Linked DNA regions of Mus musculus: region 2 is linked to region 1. The links are chromatin loops, found by intact Hi-C in ENCODE. Cell type or tissue: gastrocnemius. All regions are shown on one strand. Each heading gives the region's core, and the rest is flanking DNA. Links, peaks and the distances in the headings are about the cores only.

Region 1 (10,334 bases), core at 1,299-9,298:
CTTCTCTGGAATACATCTATCCCCCTCATTCTTCCAAAGGAAGCCATGTCATCCCTCTACTTAAAGACCTCAAAAGCAAAGTTTCAGTCTTACCCAACCATGAACCCTTCAAGCTACAGTTCCAACCTGCAGGGCAGGAAGCGCCCACTGGTGCAATAATGGCAGGACTATTATGAAGGTAACCAATTGCTCTCTGATTAGATTTGAGGCCCTGACCTCGGGAGGTGATTCCTGCCTGCTACGGCAAACCTGCTCAAATACCAAAGGCCATAGGGGGAAGCCTGCTGCTGTCTTGCTAAATGGCCATGATGTCACCGTGCTTTATAAATATCGATGTCTATATCCATAAGTGAGAGCTGCTCTCAGCCTTGGCCAGAAAACTTCTCTTTGCAACAATCAATACAATGACTAACAAGTTGCCAAGTGCTGAGAGTGTCCAACTCCCCAAGATCTACATCACTGCTCTAAGGCCCAGGGAACAATAGCAAAGAAGTGAGTGACAGAGGGTAGGAGCTAGAGGTGGCGGTGACTGCTGTGCAATGCTATCTTCTGGATATACACGGCCATTTCTCTTATGAACTCCCAGCTGCTGTGGTTACATTCATAAGACTGGGCCAGTCAATGTCTCAATCACAAGTGAGGGTGGGACTAGAGGGACCCCGCCCCTCTGAAAATAGCTATTGGCAGCTAATTGGTAGCTTGAAGAAGGGAGTGTTGATTTTGTCTTCAGTGATAGCACCACTAGTAAGTTGCCCATGCTGCAAGAAATAGTCCCACAACCGTGGTCATATATCAACCTTAATTGAACTCAGGAAAAAAAAAAAAGGAAAGAAAGGAAGGAAGGAAGGAAGGAAGGAAGGAAGGAAGGAAGGAAGAAAGAAAGAAAGAAAGAAAGAAAGAAAGAAAGAAAGAAAGAAAGAAAGAAAGAAAGAAAGAAAGAAAGAAAGAAAGAAAGAAAGAAAGAAAGAAAGAAAAAAAGCAAGCAAGCAAGCAAGCAAGCAAGCAAGCAAGCAAGCAAACTAGCTATCAATAGGAGAACTATCTGTTGAAGAAGAGCTTAATGTGAATGGGAGGTGGAGTGTGAGTGTAAGGGTGGTAAGAATGGCCAAACTTCATGACACACATATATGAAATTGTCAAAGAACAAAAAATAACTTTATTTAAACACAAACAACAACAAAACAACAACAACCAAATCTCTCCAGTGAGAGTCAGGAAAAGGCCCATGGTGCTTGTCTAATGCCACCTCAAGCCTCATTTCTCACCACTGCTTCTCTCAATTCCATTCATATTTTATTCATGTGTGAAGGCCTCAGGGACCACAGAGTCACACTGCCACCTTAGCTCAAGCTCTGTCTCTTTTTGTAGGTGTATGTGAGAGTGTATGCCAAGCATGCAAGGGTACCACTCCTCCACCCACCCCTCTATCCTCCAACCCCCCCAACCCCATATCTCCAGCCAAAGCTAGAAGAAGGCATCGGATACCCTGGAGCTGCGGTTACAGGCAGTGGTGAGCGCCTGGTGGCAATGCTGTTAACTAAACTCAGGTCTTCCGGAAGCACAAAAAGCTCTCTGAAGTACTGAGTCATCTCTCTAGCCCCATGAGCTCTTCCTAACCCTGGCACTGTACAGAGTCATCTCTCTAGCCCCATGAGCTCTTTCTAACCCTGGCACTGTACATCAACTTTTTAATTTCACCTCATGTTTCACCTCCTTTGAAAAGCCTTTCCCAACCCTGCAGTTGGCACTGCCTTAGACCAGCTCAGACTAGGCCCTGTACTAGACCTCACACCCTACTCTGCTGTATTTACAAGACCAGATCCATGAGTGTCTTCTACACTGCAGCTCATCCATAATAAAATCTCCACCCATTTCCCTGTCCCAGCACCTCACACCTCTTCTACCACCTGAAAGCAGAATAATCAACATTTGCTGCAGGAAATTAAACAACCCACACTGAGTTTCTCTTAAAAAAAGAAGGAGGAGGAGGAGGAGGAGGAGGAAAGAAAAAGAAAAAACCCTGCACTGTCTCTGTAACAGTTAAAAGGTGATAAGGACATCTGTTGCTTCTGCCTCCAGGAGCAGAGGAAGCCACCCAGGGTGAGACTGGGTTGGGGATGGCTCTCTGCAGCTGCCTCACTGTGATGCTGTAGCCACGAGTGTAGAAGCTATGGAAGGATCCACTGCAGTTTCCTATACTCTGGAACCACGAGGCTGCGCCTAGAAAAGATAACTACAGCTATGCTGCGGTGTGTGGCCTCTGAAGGAGTTTGAGGGATTCCCAGAGGGAAGCCCTGTGAAATTGGAGATCTCCTCACAGAAATGATGCTTTGGGGCAAGTCCAAAGTGTTAGTAACTATCAACATTTCATCACACTGACAGGCGAACTGCCAAGAAGAGACGGAAATTGATCTCGGCCCTCGGGATCCAGCTCACAAACCGGCTTGGATCCTTCCTTGCTGGTCAGGCCCCTTCTCTGCAGCACGCTGTGTACCCGTAAGAATGAACACCACCCCTTGGTATCCTCCAGGCAGGTTCCTGGTCAAGCATGCTGAATGGATGCAAAAGCAAATCCCTAGCCCCTTGGGCTCTTGTTTGCACACTTCAGACAAGTGGACGCAAAGGCAAACCAAAGCAAAGCAAAGCTTTACCCTTCCTGCTCTGTTTTACTTAACACCGATGATAAAGTCTCAATGGAGAAGGCAAACAGAGGGATCTTAGCTGCTGTACTAATCAGAGAATGAATGCCATGAAATAGTAAATAAACCGCCAAGGAGTGGGGGAAACAAATACCCCAACCTCAGGCCTCTGATTAAAACAAAAGACTCTGCTCTATTTGGCTCTCTTTGCCTACATTACAAATAAAAAGCAAAATGCTTAAAGGTGAGGGACCACATTCTATTCATCTTCAGATACGCAGAACCTCCTGTCCTTCCTTCTCCCACTCTCTCTCCAACTGGCTCCGACGCCCTAGCGTTCCCATGGGCACAGGCAGATCCTGAACCAGGCCCCACTCGCCTCTCCATCACTGGTGTCTAGCACAACATCTGGTTCACTGTAGTTGTTCAACAAATGTTTGTGCAATTGACCTGAAATGATTCCTAGCAGAAATCTGCTCATGTTCCAGTGTGGGCGCTAACTCCCACAAATTATATTACGTCCTCGTATGGAAGATACGGAGGGTGGATCAGATCTTCTCTCTGGCTGCCTGGCTGCACACATTCAGGAAGCCCCCACTGCTCAGGGGTTGTCATTTACACAGAACACAACAGCAGCGGTCTCCCTTGGAGCTGTGTAAATAGCACCCTACCCAGATCCCTTCCCCCTTTTTAAATGGATGTTTAAAAAAAAATGAAAGAAAGAAAAAAGCAATCTCAGATGCCCAAGTATGCGTGACCTATTTATTGATAGATCAAATATTTGCTAAGTGCCTGCTAACTTGTATAGAACAGGAATGCGGGTCTACAAAAGCCTTGCTAATGAGTTGAAGAATCCAGGCATAGAATGAAATGGAGTTAAAACATGAAGTCTGAACACAATCAATCTAAATGAATAGGATACCCCCCAAAATTCTGAGGCTCAAAGGACAGAGAGGTTGCTATGGTCAGGGAGGTCAGAGGCCCAGAGCCTGAAGCCAGTTTTGTCAACATGGCTGGAAAGGCTTTGTGCTCTCATGGTGGAGCCCGTCTCTGAGAGGTGGCCATATCATGAGGGCTCTGACTTTAATCCCCTGATAGGCTCATACCATGGTGACATTATGGGGAGGTGTTGGAGAGTAGTGGGTAGGGCTTAGTTACAGGAAAGAGGTTGTAGAGGGCACGCCCTGAAAGGCTACACCTAGTCAGCAGGCCTACCCTGCTGAGTAGCTCTGCTCAGCCACGTGCTCCCTGACAAGCTAATGCCGCCCAGCTTCCCGAAGGCCATGGAGCAGCCAAGCGGGACTGAATCCTGCGACACTGTGAACTCAAAACGGACTCTCCCAGCTTTGCCCTGTTTCTTTGGTGTATTTCTCACAACCATCAAAAAGCCTAGCACATGGCCTCACTGGAGTCTACAAGGCACAGGGAATGGCTGTTTGTCTTTGGAGACTGTGGACTACCTCCACTCTCCTCCTCTGCCTTTTAGAACAGCGGAAGGAGGAGCAAACACCTCTGAGAACAACACACTTGGTAAACGCCAGGTGGCTGTATGGAACCCTGCCAAGTCTGAGCTGGTTCCTAGGACACATGTACCTGTCAAAAGGAGGCCAGTCTGTATTTACTTGAACTATGTGTTGCAGACACTTCCAAATAGCCCGTGCCCATAGAAGAGCACCACCATGCCCACGAGGTCCACCGCAGACCCCCCAAAGCCATTATGAAATGCCCAGGGAAGGCATTATGGTTTTCCGTCAGCAGGTTTATTTTCCTGGCCGTGTTTTGCTACAGCTAGCGAAGAATGATGCTGAGTTCCCTGGGCACATATGCACCGACAGATGGTGTAAGAGGACTAAAATCACACGCGCTCCTTCAGAGGAGCCAGCTTGGAATGCTAATGTAATCTGTGGAGACGTTAAACAAGGAAAATTGAGAACCGACTCCCAAATCTGAAAACTAAAACTATCCAAAGAATGAAATCTATGCCCAGGACACCAAGCCCCGGATCCTATATGCTTTCCTCACATAGCAGTTTACTAACCACCACAATTACCTCCTCACCTACCTTACAGCCAGAGGGTGAAGCTCTCGTGGGGGTAGGAGGCGACCAGAGCATCCTATTCATCTTTAGACCCACAGTACCTGGCATAAGTACCACTTGCTCAGTGTGTGTGGTGTAAGTTAAATGACTAGACAAGCAAACACCAGCAGATCCGGGGGAAGCAGGCTCTGTGAATATTATCCTCTGAGCAAAAGCTAATCTGAACAGGGATGCGGGTGTCATCTACAGACACAACCTCCCCTGCCTCTAGGCTCTGGGGAAGCAGCTGCCCCATGCCACCCAAGGCCAAGAGCAGCCAAGTGGAAAGCCAAGACCAGACCTTTGCCTCTCTACCTCTTCAAGGCTCAGTACATGCCCAGTTAAGCAAAGTGGGAAACCAGCTGTTAAAATCCCCTTTTCAAAGCACCCACGTCTTGCCCCCGGCCAGTTCTAATGGGAGCAAAAGTAGGGGAAGCCTGCTTCTTCCCACCACACAGTGTGATTACAGAAGCCCTCTCTGCCTCCCGCGATCACCCAGCTAAAGGGTTCAAGCCTAACACGAACAGAGATGAGGGTCAGTCTGTCTTTTCCATCGGTAACTCTGGTTCGATAGCTTCGTGAAGGGAAGCCAAGAAATTATGCTGGATAAAATCAAACCTCGAGGGGAGAAAATCTACAAACTCCCAACACTTTGGTTTTGTTTGTTTGTTTGTTTGTTTTTTCTTAGACATAATCCAAGACTAACTCTCAAAAATGACTCTACAAGCTGATGGTTACTTCTTCCTGAGCCTCAGCTTCTCCGTTTGTAAGATGAAGCATTTAACCCTAGCATCTCTTCCAGTTCCATCTAGGACAACCCCTAAGACTAAATTTAGCACAGCAGAAGTCACCTGGCAAGTGGTGTGCATTCTACAACCACTATTTGCCTGTCGTTAATTTTTGTCATTTTAACTATTAGTTGTCTTATGCACAAACCTTTGGAAACAACACTTTTAAAAGCAAAGACATGTTCAAAACTCTCTAGTTACATGTGATAAGGAAGCAGGAGGAATTGTCTTGGGGAAGGAAGAGAAGCAGGAAGGATGGAGAAGGGGACAGCAGGCAGGGCAGTAGGACGTGGATAGCTGAGTAATAATAATAATAATAATGTCATATATGCTAAAAAGTAAATAAAATTACCATAATGAGTTTCTTTATATGTTAACCTTGAACGAGTAATTAAAAGAAAGATGATAGTTTTTATTCAAAGAAATAAATATTAGTTCACTTGTTTGTTTCTCCCAATGCCCTCTAAAACAGAAGGAAATAGTTATGTCACAGACATAACAAGCTTAAGTGATTTCCAGAGGTCTCAGCTCTCTGACCTGAACGTAGCGCTCCAGAAGCATCCAAAGGTCACCACAGACGACACCAGTGTGAGAGGACAGGTTGATGTCCAAAGAAGAGAAATAAGCCAGGCACAGCAACTGATGCCTGTAATCTTAGTACTTGGGAGGCTGAGGCAGGGGGATTGGCAAATTCTTTTGTTGTTTTTTCTTTGTTTTTCGAGACAGGGTTTCTCTGTGTAGCCCTGGCTGTCCTGGAACTCACTCCATAGACCAGGCTGGCCTCGAACTCAGAAATCTGCCTGCCTCTGCCTCCCAAGTGCTGGGATTAAAGGCACGCGCCAACACTGCCCGGCGGGATTGGCAAATTCTACACCAATTGGAGCTACACTGTTAAGTTTCAAGACAGCATGGGCTACACAGTGAGAGACCTTGGGTTTTTGTTTTTGTTTTTGTTTTTTTAAAGGAAGAAGTAGAGAGAGAAGGGTAGAAAAGATCTCTTTTAAGAAGAAGAGAAGGAGGAGGAAGAGGGGAGGTAACCAGAAGCACTTACTTCAGCTCGTTGGTCTCCATGCCCTGGGCAATCGCCATGATGATGCCTCCATGGTCACCCCAAGTATAGTAATGAGGTCCGGGAAGAGCCTGATTAAGGAAAACAAGCCAGAGGTGATGAGCTGCTGTAGAGATAAACGTAGGAATGGTGCCCTCCCCCTCCCCCAACACACACCACCCCAAGGACAGCTTCCAGTTCTCAGAACAGGTTCTTGTCCATCCTCTCTTTCACAATCCTGGAGTTGGAGAAAGCTAAGTTCTCACACTCCAGAGTATAGGCTACCTCAGCCGGAGAGCACTCTTCACTTGCCTAACATGCCTGAAGTCTTAGGCTTCATCCGCATGCCGCAAAATAAAAAACCAAGCAACCAGAGCTGCTGTTCTACTACAACAAAGTCAGCTCTCTGAGGGCTGTACGAGGGGACTTGGTGCCTCGAGAAGCGACCCACACAGTTTTCTGATACAGAGGTGCCTCAAGGGAAGGCCTTGATGGAGCGCCTCAGCTCCAGCCAGGGAGCTCAAACTTCCACAGAAACTCTTTCTACAAAAGGAACTGGCAAATGAGCCCTTGCAGGCTGGGGAAGTATGGGAGGAATCCCAGAGCATGTATCCCTTAAATCCCTTAAATGGAATGTACCTCTCTACCTAAGCCCCAAGCTGCATTTGAATGAGGGATCTTGATAGAACCTAAAGAGAATTGATGTAATACACACACGTGAACAAATTTGCTTCTATAAAAATGGGCCACTACGTGTGCAGATGACATAACTGAAGTAGCCACCACAGGTTGTTCACGTGAACCTGGGGAAACAGAGCCCCAAAAAAACTTATCCAAAGTCCTTTTAACCCAGATGACCACACACCGAGATTTCAGCAACAGAAGAAGCACAATGCCTGGGAATCAAGGAGAAATGGAGGGTTCTCAAACAAAGGAAAGCCAAGGGAGCCAAGTGGCCAGAGGGCCCTCACAGGCAGTGGCTCTGCAGGAAATGCTTAAGGTCATCTACCCAGGGATCATCAGGAACCAGAGACAAACAGGAGAAATGGCAAACCTGGGGTGGGGGGGATTCAAAACTGTTTATTTACTATTATTTAAAATCAGTATTAGAATTTAAGCAAAAATAAATGAGTGTTTTCTAAGTATGTAGACAAGATACAACAAGAGCAGAAAGGTCAGGGAGAGAACACAGACCCATATGATACAAATGTTCTGTATTTTATATACAAGTGAAGACTATGAAAGACTAGATATGCATGCTCTAATCCTCAGAGAACCCAATGAAAGAAAAGAAAAGAGGAGAGAAATACACAAAGACAGAGTCTAATATATCTGGTGGCTAAGGAGGGAGCTTAAGGGTAGAGCACCCAACAAGAATGTACAAGGCATTGGGTTCAACGCTCAGTACTGTCAAAAAACAAAAATCTAAATAACGCAAAAGGAGATGCAAAAAGAGATAGAGAAGAATGGACACAGAGGAAATAAATTTTAAAAAGTATTACATTAAAGCCTTGTACTGGCTGGTTTTATGTGTCAACTTGACACAGGCTGGGGTTATCACAGAGAAAGGAGTTTCAGTTGGGGAAGTGCCTCCATGAGATCCAGCTGTGGGGTATTTTCTCAATTAGTGATCAAGGGGGAAAGGCCCCTTGTGGGTGGGACCATCTCTGGGCTGGCAATCTTGGGTTCTATAAGAGAGCAGGCTGAGCAAGCTAGGGGAAGCAAGCCAGTAAAGAACATCCCTCCATGGCCTCTGCATCAGCTCCTGCTTCCTGGCCTGCTTAAGTTCCAGTCCTGACTTCCTTGGTGATGAACAGCAGTGTGGAAGTGTAATCTGAATAAACCCTTTCCTCCCCAACTGCTTCTTGGTCATGATGTTTGTGCAGGAATAGAAACCCTGACTAAGACAAGGCTTAATTCCAATAAATAACAGTGCCCAAGCAAAGCCCGGGGTCAGTGAGATGGTCCAGTGGTCAGGCCGCTTGCCTCCAGGCCTAACAACCTGGGTCTGCTCCCAGGACTCAGATGGTGGAAGGAGAGGGACAGTTCCCACATGTATTCTGACCTCCACATGCACCTACCCAGCTCCCCCCAAAAGTAAAATAATAGTAATAATTTACAAAAGAGCAAGGATGTAAATGTCTCATACCTAAAATCCTTTAAACAAAGACACAGATAAATAGTAAGTAAATGGACAGTAACAGATGTATCCAAAAGAAATTTTAAAGCCTTACATGTATAGACTTAGGAAGCATCTAAAATAAAATAGCTATCGAAACACAGAAAGAGCACACAAATAAGGAAAATTTTAATAATATAGTAGAGAAAACAATCAAGTCATTCCTACCAGGAATGAAATTATCTCTAAAGCTTCTACAGATATTAAGAAGATAGCAAGAAAAATTCACTAAATTTGAAAATCTTAATTATACACCAACTGGAAAAATTGAATTTCTTGCCAAAAAAAAAAATATTCTAAGGAGAAAATTCCCAGCCCAGTGGTGAATTACAGTAGACATAGCACCAACTTTAGCATAGACAGTCAGAAGCAAAGGAAGGGAGATGCACAACAGTCTAGTCTTACTTTCTGAGACTACCCAGATCCCAATACTGAAACTTACCAAAGACATTGAAAATAGGCTATCATATACTAGTATTTCTCACAAAGAGAACCCTATCATTTTTAGCACATCAAACCTAGTTATATATAAATAGAACAGCATACCATGACCAAGTGGGACTTATTCTGTAACTGAAAGTTAGCTTAATATTCAAGAGCCAAGTAATACAACCCATCATAGTAACTGAATAAAGAAAATCTATATCATTACATTGATATAGAAGTTTCATTTAACAAAAATCAATACCTGGATGTGATTTTTTAAGAGTTATCAATAACCTAAGACCAACGGGATTTTTCTCCAGGCTGATGGAATACATATACATATATGTATGCATATACACCACATACAACCAAAAGCATATTGTTTAATTCATGAGGCTGAGAACACGACTAGCTTTCCTAAATTACAAAGAGAGACTCTGTCTTTAAAAAAATAAAATAAAATAAGGAGACTAAAATGTTTATCCTCCAGACAAAGAACAAATTGGAATGCTCACTCCTCCTGCATCTACTCAACAGTGTCTGGAGATCAAAGTCACCACAGTAAGAGGAAGGAGAGGACTAGGAGAGCAGTGCAATGCAGGGGGGAGGAACAGCAAGAAGAAGAAGAAATGGTTTCATAAAAGACCAGGAAGGAACTGCCTCCTTTTGCGTTTGGTATGATTGTTTATAATAAATGCACATACACAGTAACTAAGAAAGAATCCAGGACTTTGACAAAGTCGGAGAATGCAGAAAGCATTGTTATTTATTAGCATAAAAATCCAGGCATGGGGGCACATGTCTTTAATCGCAGCACTCAGGAGTTGGAGACAAGTAGATCTCTGAGTTCAAAGCCAGCTTGTTCTGTATAGCAAGTTCCGGGTAAACCAGAGCTACCCAAACAGATCCTATCTCAAAAAACAAAAACAAAAAAACAAACAAACAAACAAACAAAACAAAAAAGTTACCAACAACAAAATGTTAGGGATAAACTTAAAAGAAAATTTCATTTGCAGTAATAGCAAGTTTAAATATTAAAGAATAATATACATAAACATTGGTATTTCTGGTTGTAGCTCAGTGGAGTGCTTGCCTAGTATGTTTAAGACCCTGGATTCATTCCCCAGCATTAAGATTAAAGAAAAGGAAAAAAAAAATGAAGTCAGGCATGGTGGCA
Region 2 (10,334 bases), core at 943-8,942, 150 kb after region 1:
GAAAGGAAGAGAGAAAGGAGGAAAGAGAGAGGGAGGGAGGGAGGAAGGGAGAGGGAGGGAGGGAGAGAGGGAGGGAGAAAGAAAGAGAGAAAGAGAGAAAGGAGGAGAGAAAGAAAGAAGAAAGAAAGAAAGAAAGAAAGAAAGAAAGAAAGAAAGAAAGAAAGAAAGAAAGGAAGGAAGGAAGGAAGGAAGGAGGAAGGAAGGAAGGAAGGAAGGAAGGAAGGAAGGGAGAAAGAGAGGGAGGGAGATTGTGTGAGAAAGGAAGAAAGGAAGAAAGAAGGAAGGAAGAAAGAAAGAAAGAAAGAAAGAAAGAAAGAAAGAAAGAAAGAAAGAAAGAAAGAAAGAAAGAAAGAAAGAAAGGAAGGAAGGAAGGAAGGAAGGGAGAAAGGAAGGAAGGAAGGAAGAAAAGAAAGAGAGAAAGAGAGGAAAGAAAGGGAGGAAAGAAAGGGAGGAAAGAAAGGGAGGAAAGGAGGGAGGGAGGGCCAAAAGGCAGAGGTAGTGGGGGGGGAAAGAGAGGTAGCTGGGAAAGGAGGGGATGTGGAGACGGGGAGAAAAAGACAGAGGAAGCTAGGGACACTTGAGGCACATCTGGCTCTTCATGGAAAATACTGTCCTGAACACAGAGAGTTTTGCACAGGACTTACACACCCTCCTGCAGGATTCTGATAACCTCCTGACCACCCTTAGTCCCTAGAATAAAGTAGATACCATGGAAGTCAGTGTTCTGCTATAGTGCAGAGGAGGGCTGGCACGTGCTACGTATAGTTACACAGACAGTCAGGAAGATATGCACTGAAATAATGTTAGCAAAGATCTTCTCTGTGTTATGAAATTTTGTGTATGTGTGTGTGGGTGTGTGTGACCTTTGGTTTGTTTTCTTTATTCTTGCTTCCTAATCTTTTTTTGATGAATATCTATTACTTATATGATGATAGAAATACTAAAAATAAAGATAGCAGAAACTCAAATTATCTCCCCATCCTATGCCCTTTGCAGCAGTCAACACAGGCCTGAGGGAAATGAACAAACCTGAGCGGTTTCCCTGGTCTCTCGGTCTCGCCCTTGGTCATTCTGTTGTGTGCAGCTTGTCTAACAGGATGGAATCCAAAAGTGTCTGCATCTCAAAGAGACTGTTCTTTAAGTCTGCCCCTGTAAGAGATACCAAAGTATGACTCCCCAAAGTTCAACTGAAAGAGACCAATGAGTTCAGTTGAGCTTTCTTACAAAGCGTATGTGAGGGATTACGTGCAGGAGTAGGTGTAGAACTTGAGAATTCTACTGGTGCAGAAGTTGAGAAACATGACAGTTTTTTTTATGCATGCATGTTTGCATGTGAGTCCCCATGCTCATGTGTACATATGTGTTCGGAGTCTAGTGTTTGACACTAAGTATCTTCTTCACTCTCCATTTTATTTATTGGAGCAGGATCCCTCCTTGAACCTCACAAACTTGGTCAGCTACCTAGCCAGCTTTCCCCAGGATACTCTGCCTTCCCCTCCTAAGAACCGGGATTGCAGGTAGGCTGCTATGCCCAGTTCAGGGGATCCAAACTGTGCTGTTTAAACCTGCAAGGTAAGCACTTTATTCAATGAGCTTTCTCCCTAGGCCCTTAAGAAAAATGTTTGCTGGCTATGTGTTGTATGGTACCTTTTCCCAAGGACCATAATGCTATCTTGGGCTTTGCCCCTGGTAGCTATGAAAACAGATCAATATAACACTAGCCAGGTCTGTGGTAATGGCCATGGAGCTATAGACGCTTGCTATGTGGTGGAAGGGAGGGTTTGGGACCATCACCGGAGAGCCCTCCTTCTCCAGCTGCTACTGAGCCTGGGAGATGCTAACATATATATATACATACACACACACATATATACATATATATATATACACACACATATGGTTAACTGCAATGGATTGGAACTCGGTGGTCCTGAAGGTGTTCTGGTGTCACCATGCTCCTGTAACCCCTCACATGGCTCTATAAGAAAGCTCATTGGTCTCACTCAGTTGGCCTTGGGTAAGTCACACTTTGATTTATTGCTCACATCCATCTATGGTGACTGGACATTCATTGTGCCTTCCCAGGAAAACGTAACACAAAACCACACTGGCTAACTGGGATTTTTTTATATTGTGTTATCTGCAAACAACTCGCATTAGAGCAGATTCTTCTACTCAAATGACGCAAGGCTTTTTTCCACTTGTTTTTCTTTCTAATTTGGACAGATCTCTGCTGTATTCCCTGTCCACCCCCTTAACCCCCACTGCAGGATCATAAACCCCAGCCCAAACTTGAGTCCTTGAGGTTTTTGGAGTCTGTCACATTGGAAGTGTGAGATACAGCCATCTGGCAGGCTACAAGGCAAGAGGTTTTGAAATATTTATGTTTGTGAAGCATGAGCCATGATTTTTAACTGTGTGTTAGAAGCTGAGCAGGCACACACTTGGGGCCTAGGCAATGCAGCCAGCAGCTCTCAGCTGACTTCTCCCTGTAGGAGGAAGCAGGCATGAAGCCTGCTCCATAAAGAAAGAGAACACAGAGTGGCTCTCTTTCCCCTTGCTTGGCCTTCGGTGTGCTTTCTAAAGGAGTATTGGTTGAGAGAGAATGAGCTGATGCTGAGATTAATAACTGAGGATGCTCTCGGAGGCCCTATAAGCTTTAAAAATGCTTTACAGAGCTGGGCACTGAAGAGTAGACGAGAAGAGCCCATCTTAATCAGCAGTGTGAGTTTAAATTTGGGGCTCTCTGGCAAAGTATCTGCAAGGGCCATTAGCTTTCATTAATTATACCATAAACAGAATTCTAGTGGAAAGAGCCACTGGTTACAGGAGGCAGGATTGGGAAGGTGGCTCAGGGGTCTTCGGGTGACAGTGGCACCCTGGATCTGAGTACACAGCTTTCCTCTGAGTACAGAACAGCCACACGGACCAGCTGCATTTCCAGGGATGGAGAAGGACCCACAGTCCACATCCCAGGAGATCATCATCTGCGATTTCATCAACTCTGTTGTCAAGCACAAGGGAAAGAATAAAGACCCGTTTCTGTTCTTTCTTTTTCTCTTTTACAATTTCAGCTGAACTGGTGGGTATCTGCTCACTCTTGTGGATGGTGGTCTCGGGACACTTTCAGGTTATTTTTAAAAAGGTGGGCACTCACTGAAAATGAGCAGTCTGCTTTTGTATTAATTTTGAAGACCATCTGTGATTGATTTACTAGAATGCTAATAATATTTTGCTTTCCTATATTTTCCTTCAAGAGCCTCCTAAATGTCTTCCCTAGCCTTATGCAATATGTATATGTATGTATATATGTATGTATATGTTTATGTGTATATGTGTGTATGTATGTATATATGTGTATATGTGTGTATATGCATGTGTGTTTATGTGTGTATGTATATACATATGTGTGTATGTTTATGTGTATATATGTGTCTGTATAGGTGTGTATATGTGCATGTGCATCTATATGTATATATGGCTATATTTGGATATGTAACTGTATATGCATATGTATGTGTGTATGTGTATATATGTTTATGTGTATATGTGTATATACATGTATATGTGGCTATATGTTTATATGTAACTGTATGTGTATGTGTGTGTATATGTTTATGTGCATATATGTGCATATGTATATATATGTCTCCATAGCTTGTCTGTAGAGGTCATTGTCACAGGTGGTACATGATGATAGGACTTCATGGTGGCTCCAGTTACAGGGAGCCAACCTTAGAAGCAAATGTTCTTCTTAAACCTAGTGTTGATGTGAGGGGTATCTTCTTCTAAACACGACTGTGCGTCAGCTTTGGGGATTTGTGTTCTGGGGTACCCTCTCTACCTCAGAAAGTAGAGTCAGAGAAGAAATGAATGACTGGGCTTCAGGGAAGCCATTAGGCAGCTACCGGTGAGTGTGGAGCCAGACACTGTGCTGAGGTCTCATTTTCTCCATGTCAGTGACTGTTGCACTGCTGTGACTGTGATACTGGACAGAAACTGCCCAAGGAAGGCAAGGTTTGCTTGAGCTCAGGATTCCTGAGAGTTTTAGCGCCCCACAGTGGGGAAGCCAAGGAAGAAACGCTCAGTCTGTGTCGGTGGGAGCATGTGGTGGGGCTCTCCACATCCGGGAGGATTAGAAGGCAGAACTCATGGTAGAACAAGCCAGGCCTAACCTTCAAAGGCCCACTCCAAGTGACTCACTTCCTGAAGTTTGGCTCCACCCTCTAAGGTTCCACAGTCTTCCACAATAGTTCTGCTGCTTAGAGAAGTGGGCCTGGGGAAGACATTGCACATGCGAATCATAGCATACTACATAGCAGTTCTGTGGGGAGGTGAGCATTAGAGCCCATCACAGATAAGAAAGCTATGGGTTAGAAAGGTAAACAACCTCTCGTTAGTATGAGGCCAGGATCTGAATGCAGATCATTTTATATAATAAATTGAATGCTTATACTAGGTACTGTAGTTTCTAGAAAGACATAGTTAGGAAGCATTTGGAAATTAATCTACCCCTGGAAGCAATCATCTTTTGAGTCAGAAGAACCATTTCCTGTCTCTAACCCACCTTCAGCTCCAGTCATAGGGCCCAGTTAGGGGCTCTTCTTGACACATTTTCAGTGAGCACTGAGGCTGAGAGGTTTTGTTGACTTAACTAGATCTAGAATCACCATGGAAACACACTTCTAGGTGTGTCGGGGGAGGGGGGGATTGTAATAGATTAGGTTGAGGTAGCAAGTTTCCCCGTAGATGCAGGCAGTTCCATTTCCTGGAGTCCTATAGAAGTGGGGAGCTAGCTAGCTGCTCATCAGCGTTCACCTGTCTCTGCTTCCACACTGGATCTACAATCTGGTCACCATGACCACCAGGTTCCTCCAGCATGATAGACAGCGTGATAGACCTGCCTGAAACTGTTATTCAGAAGAAACCCTTCACCTTGCTTTTTCGGTAACTTTGTTGCAGCAACAAGAAAACTTACCAATATGGTAGCTCTTGGTGTTAGCAGGAGCCTAACTGCTTAAAAGACTGAGAGGTTTGCCCAAATAAAGAACTTATCCCAAGGGCCTGAGCAGCCAGGAGGGTGATTCTAAGTAAACAGGTCTCTTAGCTCTGGGACTTTGTCATCTCACCGAACGAGAACATGGAATGAGTCACTTTGTGGTATCTTTCCACTCCTCTCTTGGCACCCCTGTCACATCCATGTGGTTCATTCAAGCAGCTTGTGAAAGTACCATTCTAGAACCATAGTTGAATGAACCACATACTTGGCGCTGTTTGTTTGGCTGGCCCACTTTCCCTTACACTACCACTTACAGCCATATCTCTGCATGGCCACCCACTACTGGCCTCCCTTCACCCTCCTATACCTACTGCCGAAGAGCAAGATGGGATCAGAGTCCCTTCTCAGGGAACAGAGCCTGACGGCTGGACCACTAACGTGTGAATTTGTGAGCCAGTTACAGATCAGGTCTTCAGATAGAAAAGAGGCGAGTTACAAAGATAGACACAGAGATGAGTCAGAAGCAGACTCTCTCCTTCTGCTTCTACTCTCCTGCCTCCGGCCCTTGTTTCCAGACGCATCCTGTTTGCCACTTTATAATGAAATTCTTTTGTTTTTCTGTAGACCTGCCTCTGGTTTCTGCACTAGCAACAGAGGATTTGGACTTTGTCTGAGCTTTGTGAGTTAGTGGCCTACCTTAACTTGTTCTTTGAAGTCCTGGTGTTAGGTCCATTTTCCCTGTAGGCAAATTAATTTTGCTCAGTCCAGAAGCAACAGTTTATCTCTGTATCTATTTTCACAAGGTGAGAGAGAGGCATGGATCAGCAGTGCTGGGAGATAAACAGCCGAAAAGCAAATGTACTGTAGAGAGCGAGCATCCATTATCCTGGATAGTGATCGATGGCTTGTTAGCTGACTGGTTTGGTTTTTTTTTTTTCTTTCTTTCTTTCTGCTTCCTGTCTGTGCAGCCTATAAACCTGAAGATGGGAGGAGAACAAATCTTGTACATAGAAGTAGTTGCTTTTCTTTATGTCTCCAGAAAGATGTTAGCTAAGAAGACAGAAAGTCTCTGCTGGTGTCAAATCAAATGGGAAGGAGAGTGAGCTGGAGTGAGAGAGAGCAGCTCAGAAGTGGGGGTGGGGGTGGGGGGTGAGATAACGTAGCTGCAGGCTCTTGGGGCCTGCATGCTGTATCAATATTTCAGAGCACAGTAGGGCTGTGGTCCCCAGCCTCCTCCTTTGGATTTCCTAAATGTAATGCACGGCAGGGAAGCAGCCATGTGGCACATGTATGCCTTTCCTAGGCAGCTATAACAAAACACCACCAGCTAGGTGGTGGCTTTGTTTTTAACATTTATTATTTTATGAATGGGAGTACACTGTCTTTCAGACACACCAGAGAGGGCATCAGACCCCCCATGACAGATGGTTGTGAGCCACCGTGTGGTTGCTGGGAATTGAACTCAGGGCCTCTGGAAGAGTAGTCAGTGCTCTTAACCATTGTCTCACTGTCTGCCTTCACATCCTCCCCACTGTTTATCTGGCTCGTGTCCACCTCTCCCCCTTCTTGGAGTAACATCAGTTTTACTGGATGAAGGACTTGCTGTGCTGGCCTATGACTTCACCTTAACTAATTATACCTGTACTGAGCATATCTCCAAATGAGGTCACATTTTGAGATACTGTAGATTTGGTTTAGGAATCCAACACATCTTCTGGGGCTGGGGAGTTATAATCATTTGAGCTTAACTCGAAGTAATGTGGGTATCGCAAGGAGTTCAGGCGAATGCAGTGGCGCTGATGACCTTCAGAGAAACACTTGTTTTCAAGACAGGATTTCCCACAACAGACTGAGCTGGCCTGGAATTAACGTGTAGGCCCGAATGACCTCACCCATGTCCCTCTAGCCTCACAGCCTACCAAGGTCTGGGATGACAGGCATTTGATTTTGCTTTCTGTTGCTGTGATGAAACATTCTCACCAAAAGCCCATCACGGACGAAAGTCAAGGCAGGAACTCAACATAGGAACCTAAAGTAAAAACCACGGAGAATGTTGCACTAGCTTGATTCCCCCAGGCTCATGATTAGTTAGGTTTCGTATACAGCCCAAGACCATTCCGTGCAAGTGTAGCACGACCTATAGAGTAGGCTGGGACCTACATCAATTATCAACCAAAGAAAAGCCGTAGAGGATCCCAGCAACCATGTGGGGTCTTGTGAGGAGCTTCGGCCTGTGGCATCTACTACAGGTGGGTGGCCAGGGATGTTTGGCAGGAGCTAGATGGGACTAGTTACTGAAGTTTAGGGAAGATGGGAGGTATGGAGCAAAGAGTACTGATAAGGGCATGCTTTTCCAGGCGAGAGATAGTAGCACCCAGCAACTGTGCCAAGAAGGCAAGTTGAAAAGGAACAACTCTGTGTGTGTGTGTGTGTTTTATCTGTGGAGTTAACTTGACAATAAAAACTAACCTGTTTAACAGGTATGCACACCAGGCTTCCTTAGAAATTTTGGTAAATTGATTGAGTAGCTAGTAAAGACCATTCTGATGAGGAGCCACCGTTGAGAATCTCTCCCTAAGGAAAGAATAGCCAGAAATCAGCATGGGGGTGTGTGGAGGTCTAGAGAGGATAAGGGATGCTCTTAGCTCCATCTTATTATAGCCACGAGACTAGAATGGGAGTGGTTAGTAGGGCTTCAACAAAGGGACATGGGGCTGAAGGAGGTCTGCAATCCCAGGGCTGAGGCCAAAGAACCATTGAGAAATGGAGGAATCAGTCCCACTGAATGGCTTGAGTCTGTGTGGTTAGGGTTATGGCACAGTGGATATAAAAAAGAATAAAGAATCAGACCCTGAGTTTATAAATGCCACTCAATTGCTAGGATCCCGTTTGACTCTCTGGCTGAGGACGAGCTACAATCTTCCCATTTCTAGTTCTGTTGCAGAGCCCAGGTTTAAAATAAAGGACTCAACAAACAATGCCTGAGCAAGGGGACAAATGCCTACACCAATTAGTCAGGACTGGCTGCCCAGCAAACAGGACTGAGTGTGTATAATTAGATCCTACATGGGGCGAGGCAGAGGGACAGGGGCTGACATGTTCAATCGTAACATCTATGCTATCTGTGACTGACATGGAGTAAGGAGGAAAAAAACTCAAGATAGAGAGAAGGAGAGGGGAGTCTGGAGAGTGTTCTAACTACTGCTGAGCTAGCTTTTGCTAATTAAGTTTCATTTGTGGTTTATAATAAATCAATGGGTGTTCCATATTCAAATGTAAGAATGTATTATCTCCTCAATCAAAAGATGAACTTGAATTATCTTTGTCATTGTCCGTGCCCCCCCCCCCATTCTATAATTGGTTATATTGATTTCTTCTGTCTGGGAAGAATATCAGAACCAATGCATAATTACCACGAAGTTGTACTCCTGTTAAAGTAATAGAAATATTAGTGGGACAGTCAAGTATTAAGTATTTCTGGGTACTACAAGATACTACCACTCAGTTCAGTACCTGGACTCATATTGCTGCTTCAGTCCATTAACAGCAAACACAAAGAATTCAAGGAAAAAATTCTAACTTCTATTCATAAACCAGAAACAGTTTTAGAAGTCATACTAGAGAGGGTTTTTAAAAAAAAAATCATTATGATAATTCAAACTGGCTACCAACAAAGGATTCTCTATTGACTTTGCAGAAATCTGGTCACCCAGCCAGTACAAAAATGTTTCCAGGGATGAAGAGCTCATCTGTTTGCCAGGAAGTCAGTTTTGTTATTGGACAACAGCTGGAGAACACTGGGATGAGACCCAAGAACCTGTATTGTAGTATCAATGATGTTCTGTCATATTATCTGTCAAGTCAAATCAATGCCTAAATGTGTTTCAGAATCCCCGATTAGTGTTTTCCAAAGTTATTTCAGCAAAGTAGTCTATAGATGAGAATATGATCTTACACAGAAGCAGGACATTCAGGAGAGAATAGAGAGCTGAAAAGACATTAGGCTGAGACTCTGAATTCAAGGAGTTCTCAAAGTGGCCAGCTGCCCAGTGATCAGGGTGAGTCCTGATCATAACTGGTAACTATAATTGTAGCTTACCACCTCAAATGATCACCTCCAAAGACTAGGAGAGCAAGGGACTTTATCAGCTTTAAATGGTCCAGACCTGAGGCTATACATTCTGAGCTTAATAGAGAGAAGCAAGAAGTAACGGTGTGAGATGGATCTCCAAGACCTGCTCTCTGTCCTCCAGCCTTCTTATGTGCACAGTAGCAAAGCACTTCCTGGTGCAGGTGGTTTGCATACTAGAGAAATACTGATGTAGGGCCAGCAAGATGACCAGCAGGAAAGACACTTGGCTTCAAGCCTGATGACCAATAAAGAAAGACATGTGGGCATTGTAAGGACTCAAGAAATGTTGCTGATTGTATTTGCTTTGACTTATATAAAACCACAATAATTTGGGGGTGACAACTGCATCTAGTTTTGGAAGTATCCACATCCAGCTGTTTACTAAGCAATTCTGGAATTTTGATGGGGGATTTGTCTTTTCCTATTTTCAGTCACTATAACAAAATACTTGAGACTGTAATTTGTAAAGAATTGAGATTTATGTGGCTCCAATTTCTAGGAAACCCAAGAGTGTGCTGCTGTTATCTGCTTGTTGCCTGTCAAGGGCCTACTTGCCACATCATAATGTGACTGAAAGTATCACATGGCAAGATAGTACCAGGATACCAGATTGGCTTCTCTTCTTCTCAGCTACCGGTTTCATCATGTGATCTCCACCATTATGACTTCATCTACTCCTAACTGACTCCTAAGAGCCTCACCTTAGAACACCATTAACCTCTGGGCTTTGCAGGGGGGTCACATGTCCAATACACAAATGTTTATAGTTTCCATAGCAGGGCTGGGGTTCCTTTTTAGGGCATGGTTTCACAAAGCCATTCTTTTTTCCATTCTAGAAATTGGGACAGGATCTCTCAATGTCTTGTCTTCCTTTCCATGATTTTTCAAAAGTTTACCCAGGTTGATCCTGAGCCTAGGCCCAAGGGTTCCCACAGTGCTCGAGGGAGTCATCCAAATAGGCTAGAGACGCAGACAATGGGTACATTCTTTCTCCCACAGTGTCCATATCTTTACCTTCATTTCTCATTGGATGATATTTGTGTTATTCTTTTCACTTGGAAGATCTCACCTTGGCAAAGATGTACGGTAGCAACAGACTGGATCCTTATGCTGGCCAGAACCCTAATTTGAATACTCCAAAAATACAGCTCAACTGATTTAATAAGAAAAGAAGGAAGGAAGGAAGGAGAGAGAGAGAGAGAG

The links. Hi-C counts contacts between places; a loop is a spot of excess contacts. Peaks named below come from ENCODE experiments on the same cell type or tissue, not always from the same donor. Only the 100,000 strongest peaks of a DNase experiment are listed, where the experiment ranks them.
Region 2: it touches region 1 in a loop (2.6-fold over the local background); 2 of 42 quality-filtered maps call a loop at or near these places.

The regions. Positions count from the first base shown.
Region 1 is chr9:42,050,716-42,061,049 of GRCm38, forward strand. It overlaps Sorl1 (sortilin-related receptor, LDLR class A repeats-containing), which reads right to left. Exons shown (of 48, transcript NM_011436.4): 12 at 6,556-6,644. Among named protein-coding and RNA genes, the nearest start is that of Gm16214, 33 kb to the left of the region's middle. In gastrocnemius, for the core only: a CTCF peak has its summit at 4,466; DNase peaks (open chromatin) are centred at 3,899, 4,204, 4,438 and 4,908; H3K27ac peaks cover 2,072 bases.
Region 2 is chr9:42,204,586-42,214,919 of GRCm38, forward strand. 4930546K05Rik (RIKEN cDNA 4930546K05 gene) reads right to left here and starts at 4,646. Exons shown (of 7, transcript NR_040754.1): 1 at 4,568-4,646; 2 at 1,030-1,149. In gastrocnemius, for the core only: a CTCF peak has its summit at 4,069; a DNase peak (open chromatin) is centred at 4,049; H3K27ac peaks cover 1,155 bases.